Linked DNA regions of Mus musculus: region 2 is linked to region 1. Evidence: chromatin loops called from intact Hi-C (ENCODE). Cell type or tissue: heart. All regions are shown on one strand. Each heading gives the region's core, and the rest is flanking DNA. Links, peaks and the distances in the headings are about the cores only.

Evidence for each region. A loop is a pair of places that touch in the nucleus more often than their neighbours do. Peaks named below come from ENCODE experiments on the same cell type or tissue, not always from the same donor. Only the 100,000 strongest peaks of a DNase experiment are listed, where the experiment ranks them.
Region 2: it touches region 1 in a loop (4-fold over the local background); 7 of 42 quality-filtered maps call a loop at or near these places.

What each region holds. Positions count from the first base shown.
Region 1 is chr10:82,694,122-82,702,452 of GRCm38, forward strand. It overlaps Hcfc2 (host cell factor C2), which reads left to right and starts at 4,993. Exons shown (of 14, transcript NM_001368720.1): 1 at 4,993-5,185; 2 at 6,798-6,946; 3 at 8,322-8,331. The coding sequence starts at 5,023. It also overlaps a transcript of Glt8d2 not described here. In heart, for the core only: a CTCF peak has its summit at 5,167; DNase peaks (open chromatin) are centred at 3,410 and 5,000; H3K4me3 peaks cover 2,141 bases; H3K27ac peaks cover 1,768 bases.
Region 2 is chr10:82,629,841-82,638,171 of GRCm38, forward strand. It overlaps Tdg (thymine DNA glycosylase), which reads left to right. Exons shown (of 10, transcript NM_172552.4): 1 at 1-198. The coding sequence starts at 176. Among named protein-coding and RNA genes, the nearest start is that of Tdg, 4.2 kb to the left of the region's middle. In heart, for the core only: no CTCF peak of the experiment used is centred there; no DNase peak of the experiment used is centred there; H3K4me3 peaks cover 1,750 bases; H3K27ac peaks cover 1,008 bases.

The DNA.
Region 1 (8,331 bases), core at 332-8,331:
TTTCTGCAGATGGCTGTACAAGCTGTATGAAGAGATTACAATTAAATAGGTTAAAGTCCTTACAGCACACAGACAGCTCACTACAAACTAGGAGGAGAGTTTTAAAAGGGGCTGTATGCACTACGTGGTAGAGCATCTTTAATCCCAGCACTCAGAAGGCAGAGGCAGAGGCAGAGGCAGAGGCAGGCTGATTTCTGTGAGTTTAAGGCCAGCCTGGTCTATGAAATTAATTCTAGGACAGCCAGGGCTACACAGAGAGACCCCCACCTCAAAACAAATAAGTAAATAAATATAAAGGAATGAATTAATTAAAAAGGACACTGTTTGAAAGTGTTGTTGGAGATAAGGACATAAAGTGAAAATAGCACAGCATCCTGGGGGTGGTAAGAGCTGGGAGCCATTACAGTCCTTAGCCCAAAGGCTCCTGTGTCTTAGTTTTTAATTTTTTAAAGTGGATATCCTATAAATAGATATTAGCCATAAAATACAGAATACCCACACTACAATTCACAGACCCAAAGAAGGCAAATACAAGGGAGGCCCAAGGGAGGATGCTTTAATCTTTCTCAGAAGGAGGAATAAAATAGATATCAGAGGTGGGTGGAGAGAGGGAACTGCGTGGAAGAGAGGATGGGGAGGGGAATGGGGCAGGGTGATCAAGCATAGGGAGAGCAGGGGGTGGGAAACAGAAATCAGCTATGGAGGGCACTCAATGACATACTAGAGATCTGGGATGGGGTGAGGGCTTTGAGGAGGTACCAGGAAGTCTATGAGAGTGACTCTAGTTGAGACTCCTAGTAGTGAGGGATATCGAGCCTGAAGTGGACACCTCCTATAGCCAGGCATGACTCCCAGTGGAGGCACAAGAACAGCAGCCCACTCACAAAATGTGTCCTGCTTGCAAGGTGTGCAGGGACAAAGATGGAGGGAATGGCCAACCAATCTCTTACTCTATCAGTGATACTCTGTTATGCATGCAAACAGGATAACTGTCCTCTGAGAGGCTCCACCCAGCAGCCAATGGGAACAGATGCAGAGACCCACAGCCAAACATTAGATGGAGCTTGGGGAGTCATGTGGAAGAGTTGGGGGAAGGCTTGAGGGACCTGAAGAGGACAGGGACTCCAGAAGAAGACCAACAGAGTCAACTCACCTGGACCCTTGGGGCTCACAGAGACTGAACCACCAACCAAAGAGCAAGCATGGGCTGGACCCAGAACCCAACACATACGTAGCAGATGTGTAGCTTGGTCTTCCTGTGGATCCCTAATAACTGGAGCAGGGTCTTACCCTGACTGTGGATCCTGTTCCCCTAACTAGGCTGACTTGTCTGGCCTCAGTGGGAAAGGATGTACCTAGTCCTGCATGACTTGATGTGCCAGGGTGGGCAGATACCCATGGGAATCCTCCCCCTTCTCAGAGGAGAAGAGGAGGAGGGACTGGAAGGAGAAGAGGCCTGCGATTGGGATGTACGGTGAATAAATAAATGGATTAATGAAAATCAAACAAAAAAACTGAAGTTTAAAAAGAACATCAATGGGCTGGAGAGATTGGTCAATGATCTGAGCACTTCTTGCTCTTACAGAGACCAGAGTTTGATTCCCAGTACTCTCGTTGACAGCTACAACAACCTAGAATTCTAACTCCAGGGAATCTGATGTTCTTTTCTGGCATTTTATCGAGGTTTCCTACACACACACACACACACACACACACACACACACACATGCACATACCCATATGTGTCACACACACTTAAAAATAATTTTTTAAAATCTTTTAAAAATAAAACAATAATCATCATTATAATAAATAGTGTATACAATATAGCCCAGGCACATTATAGGCTATATCATTAGACATGCTCATGAATTCTCTATAGTATCCATCATACCGTGATATCACACCATTTACTTAGTGATACATCTATCTCAGGACATAGGCTCACGGCTAAACATGATAACATCTGCCCTCATGTCCACTTTTAATCTGTGGTGCCATTTATCATTAAACTATGTGTCTGAGTCACGATTCTTTTAGTTGAAGGCCAGCTCTCATTTCCTCTTGCTGACTGGATCAGGCTTTGGTGAGTCTGTTTAAAATGTCTTAGGAAATATCCCTATTTTTCTCGACTCATGATTTTTGACAGTTTCATACCTGGATTTGTTTTGATAATGGGTGTACCCCATTACCTTCTTGTCTCTCTCCTGCATCACTGAACCGTTCCTTCTTGCCAACTAGACTCTTTTCTATTTTCTTATCTTGTGTCTCCCACTGAATTTAATTAGGGTTGCTTCATGATAGGGGGAGGGGGGCTTTGAACTCACAGAAGCTGCAGTTACACCTGCATAAGAGTGGACCTAGCAGTGTGCCTTTACAGATGGGGGGGGTAGAGGATCCTGAAGACCACCCCTTCCTTAGGAGCTGCTAGCAGTTAATGGTTGAGGGAGAGACATTGTCTTCAGATAATATCTACTAAGGTCAATGAAGGAAGGAAATATGTTGTAGTAGCTGATGAGTCACTAGACTGGGTCAAGCTGATAGGGTTTTTTTTTTTCCTCCCTTTGTCTCTCATGGCTGGCCTCCAAGATCCCACACAGGAGGTAGAAATGACAGCCATCTCTCAATCCCTCTTGCTTGATGGACCTCAGTTGTGGGTTATGTTCTTGTCAGCTTAAGCTTCAGTGCTCTGGCTCTTTCTCCTACCTGATAAAGGGCAACAAAGGCTTGTGCACCCAAGTCCTGGCACTGGGCCCCTGGCTCCCGCCTGCTGTAACTGGTTTTCTTCCTTGGCTCTTGAGTCTAAATCACTGGTCTGGTAGCACGGTTAGATTCCCACATGGCCTAGAGCCCCACCTTGCTTTTCTCCATGGCCCCCGCTACAGCTTTAGCTAAGAACCATGGCCAGAGCCCTCTGATCTGTAAATAGACGTCTGCCTCTCTCATCTTGAGAACAGTGCCTGATTAGACCATCTGTTATTGAGCTCATCCGCTAGTCTTCCCCAGAGTCCTCAACCGAGACCTTGCCCATAGCTCTCAGAGGTCTGCCACACTTGGGCACTGGTGTCTTGCTCTACAACTGGCTCTTCAATGCCCTGTAGCTAAGGAATAGGATTGGAAGCAGTAGTAATATATAAAGATTATAGAAATTATTTTACTGAATGACAACTATGTGCGAGGTGTAGCCTGAGAATGGCACAGGTTCTTGCTTCCATGGCAACAACTCCAAAGAACAATAGACTATGCTCTCTGCATCTCCTCCCCCACTCATTCTTTGGCTCTCTCTAGCCTCTCCTCCTCCACTTAAAGTGTTTAACTCTAGGCCAATAGCAACCTCCTAATTTGCAAATCCAACACTTCCTCCTCCTACATGAACTCTGTGTGGCTTCTAAAGGAAATGGAACACTAATAGCTAAGAGGTCAAAAGGGAACTTGGCGAGGACTGATATTTAGAAGAAGCCACAGGCAAAGGGAGGTTCATAAAGGTGGAAGTGGTTTTCAAAGCCAAACCCATAGAACAAGTCCCCAGTTCCCTTTTGCCTTCTGTTATAACCTTTTAAATGCTGGTTTCTTAGGGGTACAGCTCACCCTCCTTCTCTACCCTGTCCAACCTTTCCTTCACGTGTTACCTACATTGGTGTTCTGTTCAGACTTTCTCTCCAACTGTGAGACAATTCTAATGTGTTTATTCTTTTTTAAGATTTTCTTTGATGAGTACAGGTGCGTTGCCAGCAGGTATGTCTATGAACTACAGACCCACCTGGTACCTGTGGTGGCCAGAAGAGGGTGTAGATCCCCCAGAACAGAGGGTTCCAGACCATTGTAAGCAGCTATGTAGGTGCTGGAAATCAAACCCAGTTTTGTTTTTGTTTTTGTTTTTGTTTTTGTTTTTTTGATACAGGGTCTCTCCATTTAGCCCTGGCTGTTTATTCACCATGTAGGCCAGGCTGGCCTCAAACTCTTACTCCTGAGTGCCATTCAACTCTTTCAAGGCACAAGGCTTGTGGCACTTTGATATAGCAGGCCTACAAAATAGACTCTTTCCAAATTAACACTGAGTTTGCAACTTTTAAGGGTTTCCCCCTTAGTCTTTTTGTCTAAGAATATTAACAACACTATAAAAAGAAGCCTCCGCATGAAAATAATGACCTGCTGTGATGGTCGATATTGCTGATTTGATACTATCTAAACTTACTTAGGAGACAAGCCCGTGGGCAGGCCTATGAGGTTATCTAGATCAGATTAATTAAGGTGGGAATAGATGTAAGGTTGAAATAAATTAAGGTAGAAATAAACTGGGATGCCATCCTGGACTAAATAATAAGGCAGCCCGGTTCCAGCATCCGTGGCTCTCTGCAGATGAAATTCCACCAGCCACTTCCAGCCAAGCCTCTTCATTATGATGGGCTTCTCAGTGAGGGGAAACAAACCCTTCTGTCCTTCAAAGGTTTTTGTCAGGGGATTTTTTCACAGCAACAAGACAACTAATACACCTAAATGAACCGAAAATCACCTTTGGGGTTATCTTTTGCTGTGTAGGCTTGTCACCTCCAAATCTGAGCCGTGCTCAGGCCCTGCACTTAGCCACCGTGTCCACTGTCCTTGTCCTGCAGTCTGGGAGACCCTCCTTTGAGATGACAGATTTGCCTTAGGCGCTCCCTGTGCTCTCATCACTTGGGACCTACACGGCAGGCAGCTCTTCTCCAGTGCCTGTGATAACAGTTTCCAGGGCGTGACGCTCCTACACAGAAGATGCTCCAAGTGGACCTAAAGGACAAAGCTGTAACCTCCTCCCCGAACACCCCACTGAAAGCCACAGAGAGGAGGGTTGGCAGGGTTGGCGGGAGGGGCTCCATCTTGGCGGAGCCCCGAGGGCCACGTCGCCACGGGCTGGGGGGGCGGGGCCCGCGGGTCACGTGCCGGGCCTCCCGCGCACAGCTGGAGGCGGCGCTCGTCCTCCCCACGAGCCGTGGAGCCCGTGGCGCGCGGGGCATTGTGGGCCGAGGGGCGGGGGTTGGGAAGATGGCGGCTCCCAGCCTCCTCAACTGGAGGCGGGTTTCCTCCTTTACCGGACCGGTGCCTCGCGCCCGGCACGGACACCGAGCCGTGGCCATCCGGGAGCTGATGATCATCTTCGGCGGGGGCAACGAGGGCATCGCGGACGAGCTGCACGTCTACAATACCGGTAGGCGGCGGCTCGGCGACCCCGCCTCGGGACCGCGGAGGGGGAGGGGAGGAGCGGCGGACGCGGGCCTGACAGCTGTCACCGCCGGGTCGCCGCTACCCCAGCCGGGCAGGCGGCGGGGGAAGATCGGCTGGGTCGGCAGCCCGAGCTCGCAACGTGTTGGAAGGCGGCTCGGTGCTCGCGGTTCCGCGGGCTGGACGTGACTCCACCGGTAGACATCGAGACACCCCGGCCCATCCCTCCCCGTGGACCCGAGACGGCGGGTTCCACGGCTGGGCCTCCACCCTAGGGCCGGTCACTTAAGGGGTGGAGATCCCGCCAGTGTCAAGAACAAAACCCACCCCAAGGCGGGCCTCGGTGGTCTTTGCCTTCCCCCAGCCCCCTTCTTAGAACCTAGAGAGTTGAGGGGCGGGGAGGTTCTCCTGGCTGCCTCTTCAGCGTAGGTACAGTTAGTACCGGGCGGAAGCCCGCAAGACAGTTCTCTAAACTCGCGGCGGAGAGAGTTGTGGGTGAACGCGGACTGGTCTCTGATTAGCCGATGTCTGTAGTGTATGTGCTCTGCCCTTCCGGGCTGGTCCTCGCCAAGGGGCTGTCATAGCTAAGGCACCGCTGCACAGCTCGAAGTGTCACTTGTTAAGGGGGCAGGTCTTGACCTCCGTGCTGGTTGAAAGTATATTTTCTCCACTTACAAGTAGTCTAGCAATCATAGGAAACTAGTTAAGGCTAGATACTGAATTTGGTGTCGTTTTAGTTCACAACCTACAACTTTGATGAAACAACTTGATCACAGTAGTCCTCTAAAAGCTAAAAACGGTAGGAGAAATTTTGTTAGTTTTGACTCTCCTCAGTACTCCAACAGAAAAAGTTTTGAAGATGTTTGATTTGGTATAGTGTAAATACCCTGGGCTTAGAAGAAATTGGGTCTGTTTTGAATCTTGCTTTGGCAATTGTTCTAAATCAGCATTAAAGTTACCACGTCTTTCTAAATCACAGGTTTTCCACTTCTTTAATGGGGGGTGACACCAGGATTTTTTTTTAAGAGTACAATGATGCAGAACAGGTTTTCTTTTCCTTTTTCAATACAGGTTTCTCTGTGTAGCCCTGGCTGTCCTAAGACTAGCTCTGTAGTCCAGACGGGCCTCGAACTCACAGAGATCAATGAGCCCCTCGGCCTCCCAAGTGCTTTACTCGGACTAAAGGCATGTGCCACCAGTGCCTGCCCCAGATCTGGGTTTTCAACAGCAGCATTATTACATTTTGGGACTGGTGATTTTTGGCTGTGGCTACTACCTTGTATGTTGTAAGATGCGTGCTGGCATCCTCAGGCTCGAGCCATGGGTTGGTAGTTACACCTCCATCCCAGTTGTGACAACTATATATGATTTTAGACATTGTAAAATCAGTATTCTTGGGGGAGCAAAATAGTCCCCAATTGAGAACTGTTGGAATAAAGGATGGATATGCATGCATGAATGTATGTATGTATGTATTATTATGTAAGTATATATACACATATTCTTTGATTATATGTATAGATCCTTTGACTAATATATTTATCACTCATGGAGTGTGGTAACTTGTTATAATTTATTTTATTTTATTTTTCAACTAGTTACAAACCAGTGGTTCCTACCAGCTGTTAGAGGAGACATCCCTCCAGGCTGTGCAGCCCATGGATTTGTCTGTGATGGGACTAGAATCCTAGTGTTTGGGGGAATGGTTGAATATGGAAGATACAGCAATGAGTTATATGAGTTACAAGTAAGTATATCTTACATTTATTGTTTTCAGTGTGAAGAGCTAATGAAATTGTCATAGTTTTTAAAGGGATGACAAGTATTTTATTAGTACAGTGACAGAAACAGATGCTCTGCATTTTATAGCTTCAAAGAAAATGTTTCCACTTCTACTAACAAGTCAAAATATCTGCTGTCTTGTCATAGGTGTGGTATGACATTTATAGCATAAGGGTATCTAGCCTTCAGCAGCTCTTTGACACAGTTGTCCTTTAGTCTACAACACAAGCACCTCCCAACTGATGACAGCAGATTGCTGGAGTCTGCCCCTAGGTGTTTGAAATCAGTATTGTCTGTGGTGGAGCCTGGATGTTGGCGTTTCTACCACCGAGACTGTGCTTGCAGTGTCTCGGTATGAAAGGAATGGTTTCCTTTAACAGTAGGAACTATCCTCCTCTGTAGTCATGCAGAGAGAGGGGACAGTTTCACCTGGGCTTTCTAGGTTTGACTTGCTTGTTAAACCAGTCAGTCCTCATTGACTAATCTCGCTGTGTTCCAAGGACCATCCATGATCATGAGAGTATCTACCACTTGACATATGTGAATGGGTTGTACTTATTTCCAAGCAAGCAACCATTTCATATAATTGAAAATAGAGAAGATTCTCATGGCTAAAAGAATACATTTTGGAGTTTGGTTTTGTTAAATGAGTTTTGTTTACTTAAAGGTTATTTAGCATTCATGGTTTATCTAATATCTAAAAGCAAGTTTTTATGAATTGCTTCTATTCTTAAAGTTCTACATACAAATACTTAAATTCTTTTCGCTTGGAAAAAATTAGAAGTGATAGTACTTACTACTACTTATTATTATTAGTATTAGCTTATAGAAGATTAGTCTGAATGTCTATTAACACATACATATACACACATATACCTACATATATACTTACAGCTTTGTGAGACAAATCTCACATAGTCCAGGCTGCCTTTAAATTCACTCAGTAGCTAAGGTTAGCTTTCAACTCCTGATCCTCTTGCCTTACAAAGTCTGGGATTACCATAGCCAGCCTTACTCGGATATACATTTTACTCTCAGAAGGTAGCCACTTCTCTTGAGTCTGATGCATGCCTTTAATTCTAGCACTTGGGAGGCAGAGACAGGCAGAGCTCTTAAGTTGGCGGCCTGGTCTACACAGTGAGTTCCAGGACAGCAAGGGCTGCATAGTGAGACCTTGTTTCAACATATAAATCACTAGTTAGATACTTTTTTGTCATTTGTCCCCAGAGGAGCTTATTGGATCTTCCGGTGAGATTCAGATGTATTCGTATGGTGTTTCACTGTTGAAAGTATAGAAATAGAAATGTTTCCTGCTTTTATATGAATATGTTCTTTTTTAGGCAAGTCGTT
Region 2 (8,331 bases), core at 68-8,067, 65 kb before region 1:
AGGGGGACGGAAGTGCGCTGGGGACTCGCCGCGGTGATGTAGCAGCGTGGGAGGGGCCGAGGCCAGCGCCGTCCATCCACCGGCCGCCCCGATCCTGTGGTGAGTCCGCGCGCTGAGCGGCAGAGCGGGCGCCCGTGGGCTCGGCAGGAGTGGCCGTACCCTCGGCGGCGCCGCCATGGACGCAGAGGCCGCGCGCAGGTAACGCGGGCGCTCGCGGCTGGGGTCGGTCAGGGCCGCGGCCCGCACAAAGGCCGGCTTGCGCGTGCGCAGTGGGGACCTCCCCGCTCCCCACACGTCCCCCCCCCCTCCCAGGTCCGCGCACGTCCTCTGCCTCCCGTACCCGCGAGCTTTAAAAGGTGGTGTGTGCCCGGCCGCAGCCTCCGCCCGCGCGGTTCTTCACCCTCCGTCACCGTGGACTGTAAAGGCGAAGCGGGTACCCTGTGGCCGCGGTTGCTGCGGGGTCCTTCTCATCCTCGCGGGATAGATACTATTGCTGTGGAGTGTGTATAACACGCTAAGAAGTCAATCTGTAGATGTCTTTCATTCTGGGATGGTCTTTAAAATTGTCCCTTAGTGGTAATGGGGATGTCAGGGCGGGCCTGACAAAGTATAGGTTTGGGGATTTAGACTCTTCGCAGAAAGCTAAGAAAAACAAAATGGCAAGGTCTTCGCAGGTAAAAGGAATGGAGATTTAGGTATTAGCCCTGCCTGGCGAAGAATTAGCTTGCCTCTAAGTGGCAAATGGACATTGAACTTAGGCAAGAGATTCTGTCTTCAGCCCGCCTTCCCACTCGACGGCTGTATTATGGTACATCTTTGAGCAGATTGACGGGGGCTGATGGCAGTCCATGGGAGTTGAAATGAAAGTCTGGTTTACCACTCAAAGATCCAAGGGACACTGCAGAAGGGCCTCTACTCACAGGACAGGTAGACCTATCTTAAAGCCTTTACCAACTACAGGGTGCCAGGGACCTGCTGGTGAAAGTGGGAAATATGCCGGCCCAACTTTCAGAGGGGTTTGTAGAACTGATAGGTTGAACTGGAGTCTACATAAATACATGCTGAATGGATGCAATAGTGAATCATTAACAAAAAGAGGCACAATATTACATGTGTGTGTACGTGTGTGTGGTCTGTCTCTCTCTCTCTCTAACCCAAGACTAAATAGTGTGTGTGTGTAAGACCTTGATGTCATACTACTGAAATGATTTAAAAATGAACCCAGATTTTTATTATTATTTGGGAGTGTGTGGTTGGGGATTGAGCCCAGAGCCTCCAGTGTGCTAAGCAAGCTTACCACTGAGTCATGTCCCTCAGCCATCTTCTTACTCGTTATTTTGAAAGGTCTTGCTGTGTTGCCTTGGCTACCCTTGGCTTCACTCTGTAGCTCCGGTGGACCTTAAATTCATGAGCCTCATGCCTCAGCCTCTCAGATGGCTGGGGTTATGGGCCTTTCCTCCCAGGCCCAGCAGGAACTGGAAATTCTGACTAGTCCTAAAGTCTTCCTGCACTCTGCATGTAGGAGCTAACGCACGGGTAAGTGTGCATTCTCCGTGTAGCGCTGTCAGCAGCAGATGTGTATGTGGTGTTCCTTCACGGTCCACACTGCCAGCTCCCTGGAGCTGTGTGTGTTGCAGTAAATATCATTTGGGGGTTTCTACCTCACCTCAGATCATTTAGTTCCCAAATATAAGACACAAAGTTCTTTCGATTTTTATAATAGGCTTAAAAGCACTAGAGCTGGGCAGATATCGGCCCTCCATGCTAGTTTGTCTGCTTCCCTGTCAGTAGCCCCGAGACATCACGTGTCATGTTTTGTTTGGGCTGATCCTGCTGCATCAGGCCAGCCCTCGGGGCCATGTGCTAAGATCCTCCTACCCCATGGAGACTTTTCTTTCACCTCTCTCTGGTGGTCCCTCCTGAGACCCCAAGCCCAGGAACCTTCGTTCTGTCCCCTCTCTTCTTCACAGCCCAGGCTGTAGGCATCTTTATTAACCAATGGGGGGAGAGGGGCAGGGCTACGCAACAAAAGCTGATGCATGTGAAGATCTCATCCCTGAGATGGGAGGGAGAGGGACAACCAGATCTCAGTAGGTAGCATTTGATAGAGAGCAAACCAGACCAGTCCCCTGTGCAGCGTTGAGCTTGTTTAGCACTGGTCATTGTTTGTGGCTGTTCAGTAGGATGTATCCTTGTTCAAATGAGATGCTCAGAGGTGTTTTGAAAACAGCACTCTAGACCCTTAAAATAGTGTAAAATAACTTAGAATTAAAGAAGTTTCTTAGTGTTTCTAGAGAAAGCTTTAAAGATTTAAAACAGCAGATCAGAATCGTATTAGATAGACTTTTTGGTTTTTTTTTTTTTTTTAGCTTTGAGACAGTCTTGCTTATGTAGACCCAAGCAAGCCTCAGTCTCATAGGCATCCTCCTTCCTCTGCTTCTGTGCCAGGATTACAGGCATACAGTGTGGCGACTTTCCACAGACCTCTAATCCGCTGTGTGTGTGTATTGAGAGACCACAGGCAGCTGTAGGAAGCAGTTCTGGGCACAGGAGGTCTGTAGGAGTTGGTAGGATGGGTCTCAGAGAGAAGAAAGCAGCATCTTGCAGAAGAATGAAGCAGTATGGAGCAGGTGATACCAGCAGATACGGGAAGAAAAGAGAATGGGCACTTCTGTGTAGCTCCGGAGCCATGACATTTCACATAGATGGCAGGTGTGGAGCCTGTGGAGTTTCTCGCTGTCTTGGAATCACCTAGACATGGAATCAACTTGACTTGGGATCACCTAGTAGACACACCTCCGATCTGTCCTTAGGGTGTTTCCAGAGAAGTTTAACTGAGGAGACCTGCCCCGAGTGTGGAGGTACTGCCAGTGGTCAGTAGTCCACCCCCTTTGCAGACCTCTGCTCTGTAAAGCTGGGTGTTGGACTGCACTGCCCAGGAGAGTGTCAGGATGAGTCAGAGCGAAGCAAGCCTAGGAAGCCTGTTGGGTGGGGATGAGGGACAGTAGCACGGTGATTATTTATTATTTTACCTCTAACGTCTTATATGCGCTCATGAGTGAATGGGGGGGGGGGGGGCGGGGAACCCATGTGCCACTACGTGAGTCACAGGAAATTTTCTCAAGTTTGTTTTCTTCTTCTACCTTGTGGGTTTCAGATCAGGCTCAGTCCCCAGGCTTGGTGGTAAGCACCTTTACCTGATCAACCATGTCACTGGCCCAGGCATAGAGACAGTGGGGGTGGCAGGATGACAGGCTTAGTTTGAAAGAATAGTACCTATCTGACTCATCCAGCTTCGCAAAGGGCACAGATGCTACCAGTGGCTATATATAAAGTCTATGCCTTTCTCCTGCTTTGCTCAAGGGAATATAGTTTGCAGCAAGGTTTAAAGACTTAAGTGAAGGGCTGATAAGATGGCTCAGCGGTTAAGAGCACTGATTGCTCGTCCAGAGGTCATGAGTTCAAATCCCAGCAACCACATGGTGGCTCACAACCATCCGTAATGAAAAACAAATTAAAAAACAAACAAACAAACAAACTATGGACCAGAGTGAGCGAGGCCAGAGCAAGAAGGAGAAAGGGAAGGGAGAAAAACTGGAAAAGATACTTCCCATTGCTATGAAGACACCATGACCAACTCTTATAAAGGGAAACATTTAATTAGGGGCCATGCTTACAGTATGGGGGGGGGTTAATCCATCGGCATCGTAGCGGAAGCAGACAGCTGGGGCGCTAGAGCAGCAGCTGAAAGCATTGCATCCTGATCTGAGGAGCAGAGGGGGCGGGGCTGAGGTGGCCCACCTCCAGATCCTTCTCAAACAGTTTTCATCAAGTGGGAACTGAGCGTGCAGATATTTGAGCCTGTGTGGGTCATTCTCATTACACCACAGCTCTGCTTTCTTTATTCCTCCAAAGGATGCCCCTTGTCAGTAAAGTCAGAAGTGATTGTATAAAGTGTGTTGCTTAGATCTCGGGACACAAGAGCAGTTTGTGATACAGTTAAACTCGGGGCATGTCATCAAGGCCTCATTAAGCTTAGTTTGTAGGGTTTGTTTTAAGATTTTATTTGTTTTATATATGTGAGTACTCTGTTGCTGTCTTCAGACACCAGAAGAGGGCATCAGATCCCATTACAGATGGTTGTGGGTCACCACGTGGTTGCTGAGAATTGAACTCAGGACCTTTGGAAGAGCACTCAGTGCTCTTAACCCCTGAGCCATCTCTCCAGCCCCTAGTTTGTAGTTTTTAGTATTCTCACTTGCTGTGTGCCTTTCGACAGATGGGCAGTCTCTATAGGAAATTGGGATGATTGTGAGTTGTGTTAACATTTCTGACTGTCAACCAAATATGGAATAAAAGGCTTCCCCACTTCTCGTGTCCTGCAACCTCCACAAAGGGGGAAGGAAAGAGCCTGCTAAGCACCGCATTCCCCTTTCTCTACCTAGTGGCTCACGCTGCCTAAGGGCCTTCCCTAGCACAGCGGGCTGTATGCTGAACTGAGTGTGGGAACGAGGTCTTCTCTTAGGTTGCTTTTTTTTTCAGGTAATGCCATACCAACCAGGAAAGGAATGAGTACAGGGCCTGTTCAGATTTGAGCAGATTTAGTGCTGCTTAATGTAGAGGCTGCTAAATCTAACTCTGCATTATCACAGCGAGGGAGGGGAGGCTGGAAGTGGGGTGATGACTCAGTAGTCCTTGTTGCTGCATGCATGCGTGCGTGCTTGCTTGCGTGCGTGCGACATAGTTTTTAAATCTTTTGAGCAGGGGGCTGGAAAGATGGTTCAATAGTCAAGAGCACTGCCTGTTCTTGCAGAGGGCATGAGTTCCCCATCACCCACAGGCTTGCTCACAACTACCTGTAACTCCAGTTATGGGACTCTGACTTCCCTTTGGTCCTACATACATGTCATGCACGTAATACATGCAGACAAGCATAGGTACACACAAATCATTTGAAATGAAAAAAAAAGAAAGAATTGAAACAAAAAGCAAGTTTGTGTCACTTGCAGATTTAACTAGTATTCAACAACAGAAAATTAGGTTATCTAAAATTCTGGTTTTCTAGTATTCAAAGTTATGAAGGTTTCTATGTACTTGTTTTGCTTGCACCCACATAAGAGATGTTATATCCACTAGGAAGCTAGTCCCACGATGCTAACTTTAATTCTCATGGCCAAGTATGATCATACATGCTTATAACCCCAACACTTGAGAAATAGAGCCAGGAGAAGCAGGAGTTCAAGGTCACCTTGAACTATGTAGAGATGAGGCCAGCTTGAACTACGTGAGACAGGGTTTCTCTGTAGAGCCCTGGTTGTCCTGGAACTCACTCTGTAAACCAGGCTGGCCTCAAACTCAGAAATCCACCTGTCTCTGCCTCCCAAGTGCTGGAATTAAAGGCGTGCGCCACCACTGCTCGGCACAAAATATTTTAAGTAATACTTTTCCTATATTTTTTTCAAAATGCCAATGAACTCTTAGTAGCCGCATAGTATTTTCTCATGTTGCTGCAAGATACTCTGTTGAGCCATTCTCTAACATGAGAACCGTATTTAAAGAAGCACAAGTTTGGGAGTGGAGAGAAGGCTTAACAGTTGCCAAGGGCCTGGATTTGATTCCTAGCACCCACATGGAGGCTCATAACTATGGCTAAGTCCAGGTGTAGAGGCCGGGCCCCCTTTTCTGATCTCCACAGGCACTGCATGTGCATGCTACACACATACATACATAAAATTAACTTTTCAAACAACTGCTCTTTTGGAGTGTTGTTTGTTTGTTTGTTTGTTTGTTTGTTTGTAAGAAACAAAACCTCAAAGGAAGAATTCATATTCTTCCTCACAGGTGCCTGACCTTCTCCCCAGAACCCTTCTTGAAGCAGAAGTGTCTGTCCGCTGGGATAGGACCCCTGTTCACTGTCTTTGAGCATACAGCACCCCAAGCTAGCCTCTCATAGTTTCTTATCCTGTGTCCCCTATGTGACCTGTGCTGAGGAATTGAAGAGGGAACTTCAGGCAGTACTGCGCAAGAGCCCTTTCCAGGGCTAAGAAAGGATAGACTATCCAGAGACTACCCCACCCGGGGATCCATCCCATAATCAGCCACCAAACCAAGACACTATTGCATATGCCAGAAAGACTTTGCTGAAGGGACTCTGTTAGAGCTGTCTCTTATGAGGCTATGCCAGTGCCTGGCAAATACAGAAGTGGATGCTCACAGTCATCTATAGGATGGAACACAGGGCCCCCAATGGAGAAGCTAGAGAAAGCACACAAGGAGCTGAAGGCGTCTGCAACCCTATAGGTGGAACAACCATATGAACTAACCAGTAGCCCCAGAGCTCGTGTCTCTAGCTGCATATGTAGCAGAGGATGGCCTAGTCGGCCATCACTGTGAAGAGAGGCCCCTTGGTATTGCAAACTTTATATGCCCCACTATAGGGGAATGCCAGGGCCAAGAAGTGGGAATGGGTGGGTAGGGGGAGCAGGGCGGAGGGAGGGTATAGGGAACTTTCGGGATAGCATTTGAAATGTATATAAAGAAAATACCTAATAAAAATAAGTAAATAAAAAATAAAAGGGGGGAGCCCTTTCCAGGGCCTCTGTGAAAGCTCAGGATTCAAAGCAGGAGCAGAGAAGCCATGATAAACATACAGAGTATTTTTTGTTCATTACATCATACATGCTCATGGGCAGAAAGTCTCAAGGCGCATGTGGCTGTTAGTATCATGTTCTTGAATGGGCTAAGCTAGGAAAAGGCTTTCCTCCCCTGGGAGTGAACAGTCTAAGGAAGCAGAGTTCACACAATAAGGCAGTGTGGGAAAATCTATTGTGTGCCACTTAAGGTTATCTAGGGTGTTCTTTAGTTTATGTAAATTTTGTGTTTGTTTGTTTGTTTGTTTTGTTTTGTTTTCTCAAGACAGGGTTTCTGTGTAGCTCTGACTGTCCTGGAACTCACTCTGTAGACCAGGCTGGCCTGAACTCAGAGATTTCACCTGCCTAGGTGCTGGGTGTGCCACTGCTGGCCAGCAGTTGTTACCTTTTGACTTGGCCATTTTACTGAGATAACTCTTATTACAGAAGTGGCTTGTTTGATCTTTGCTTTTCTATTTATGTGTGTTTGAGTGTATAGGGGAGTGGGTTCATCATCTCTATCAAAGTGCACAGAGTCCAGAAGAGGGTGTCCAGTCCCTGGGAGCAGGAGTCACAGGAGATTAAGAGCTGCCTGGTGTGGGTGCTGGAAACTGAACCTGGATCCTCTCCAAGCAGTGAGTTCTCTGAGCCACTGTGCCATCTCTCCAGGTCTGACCTACAAAACACACACACACACACAGAGAGAGAGAGAAAGAGAGAGAGAGAGAGAGAGAGAGAGCGCTGCTAAGTAGAGTAACTTGCCATGGGAAGCATGACTTCTCTCTCCAAGAAGTAAATTCCTTCTCACTTTACTTCTGAATACATTCTACATGTATTGTCATGTCATTTGATGCTGTAGTGTATCCTGCTGTAGTATATTCTGCTGTAGTGTATCCAGCTGTAGTAGACACTGCTGTAGTGTATCCTGCTGTAGTAGACACTGCTGTAGTGTATCCTGTTGTAGAGTATCCTGCTGTAGTATATTCTGCTGTAGTGTATCCAGCTGTAGTAGACACTGCTGTAGTAGACACTGCTGTAGTGTATCCTGTTGTAGAGTATCCTGCTGTAGTAGACACTGCTGTAGAGTATCCTGCTGTAGTGTATCCCCCTGTAGAGTATCCTGCTGTAGTAGACACTGCTGTAGAGTATCCTGCTGTAGTGTACTGCTGTAGTAAACACTGCTGTAATGTATCCTGCTATAGTAGACACTACTGTAGTGTCCTATGTCTGTGTTCCTTGCTTTTGTGCTGAGAGAAGCAGCTTGAAACATTGCTTTTAGGCCACTTTAGAAAGGCTTTTGGAAATTGCTTCCTTTGAAGGCTTAGGGTTTAGAGTGGATTTACGTTGATTGATTGCTTTCTGTGTTTTGAGTCAGGGTCTCTCTGTAGCTGGGCTGGAATTATAGGTGTGCCTCACCATGCCAGCAAGACCTGCATGCTTTGCTTTTAATGGAGTCATGCTCAGAAGAGAATTTTGTTTGTTTTGTAGGTTGAACAGATATTTACAAAATAATCCAGTTCTTCTGTCTATAAAGTAGTAAGCAACAAAACAACTAAGACAAAGGGCTAACAATAACAAAAAAGCCAAATTTAATGAATATATTTTTTAAAGAATCACACAAAGAAACCAAAGAAAACCTAAGTTACACTATTCGGATGGGGAAATTCTTGTGCCAAGATGGGATTAGTGCATGTGGGGATTT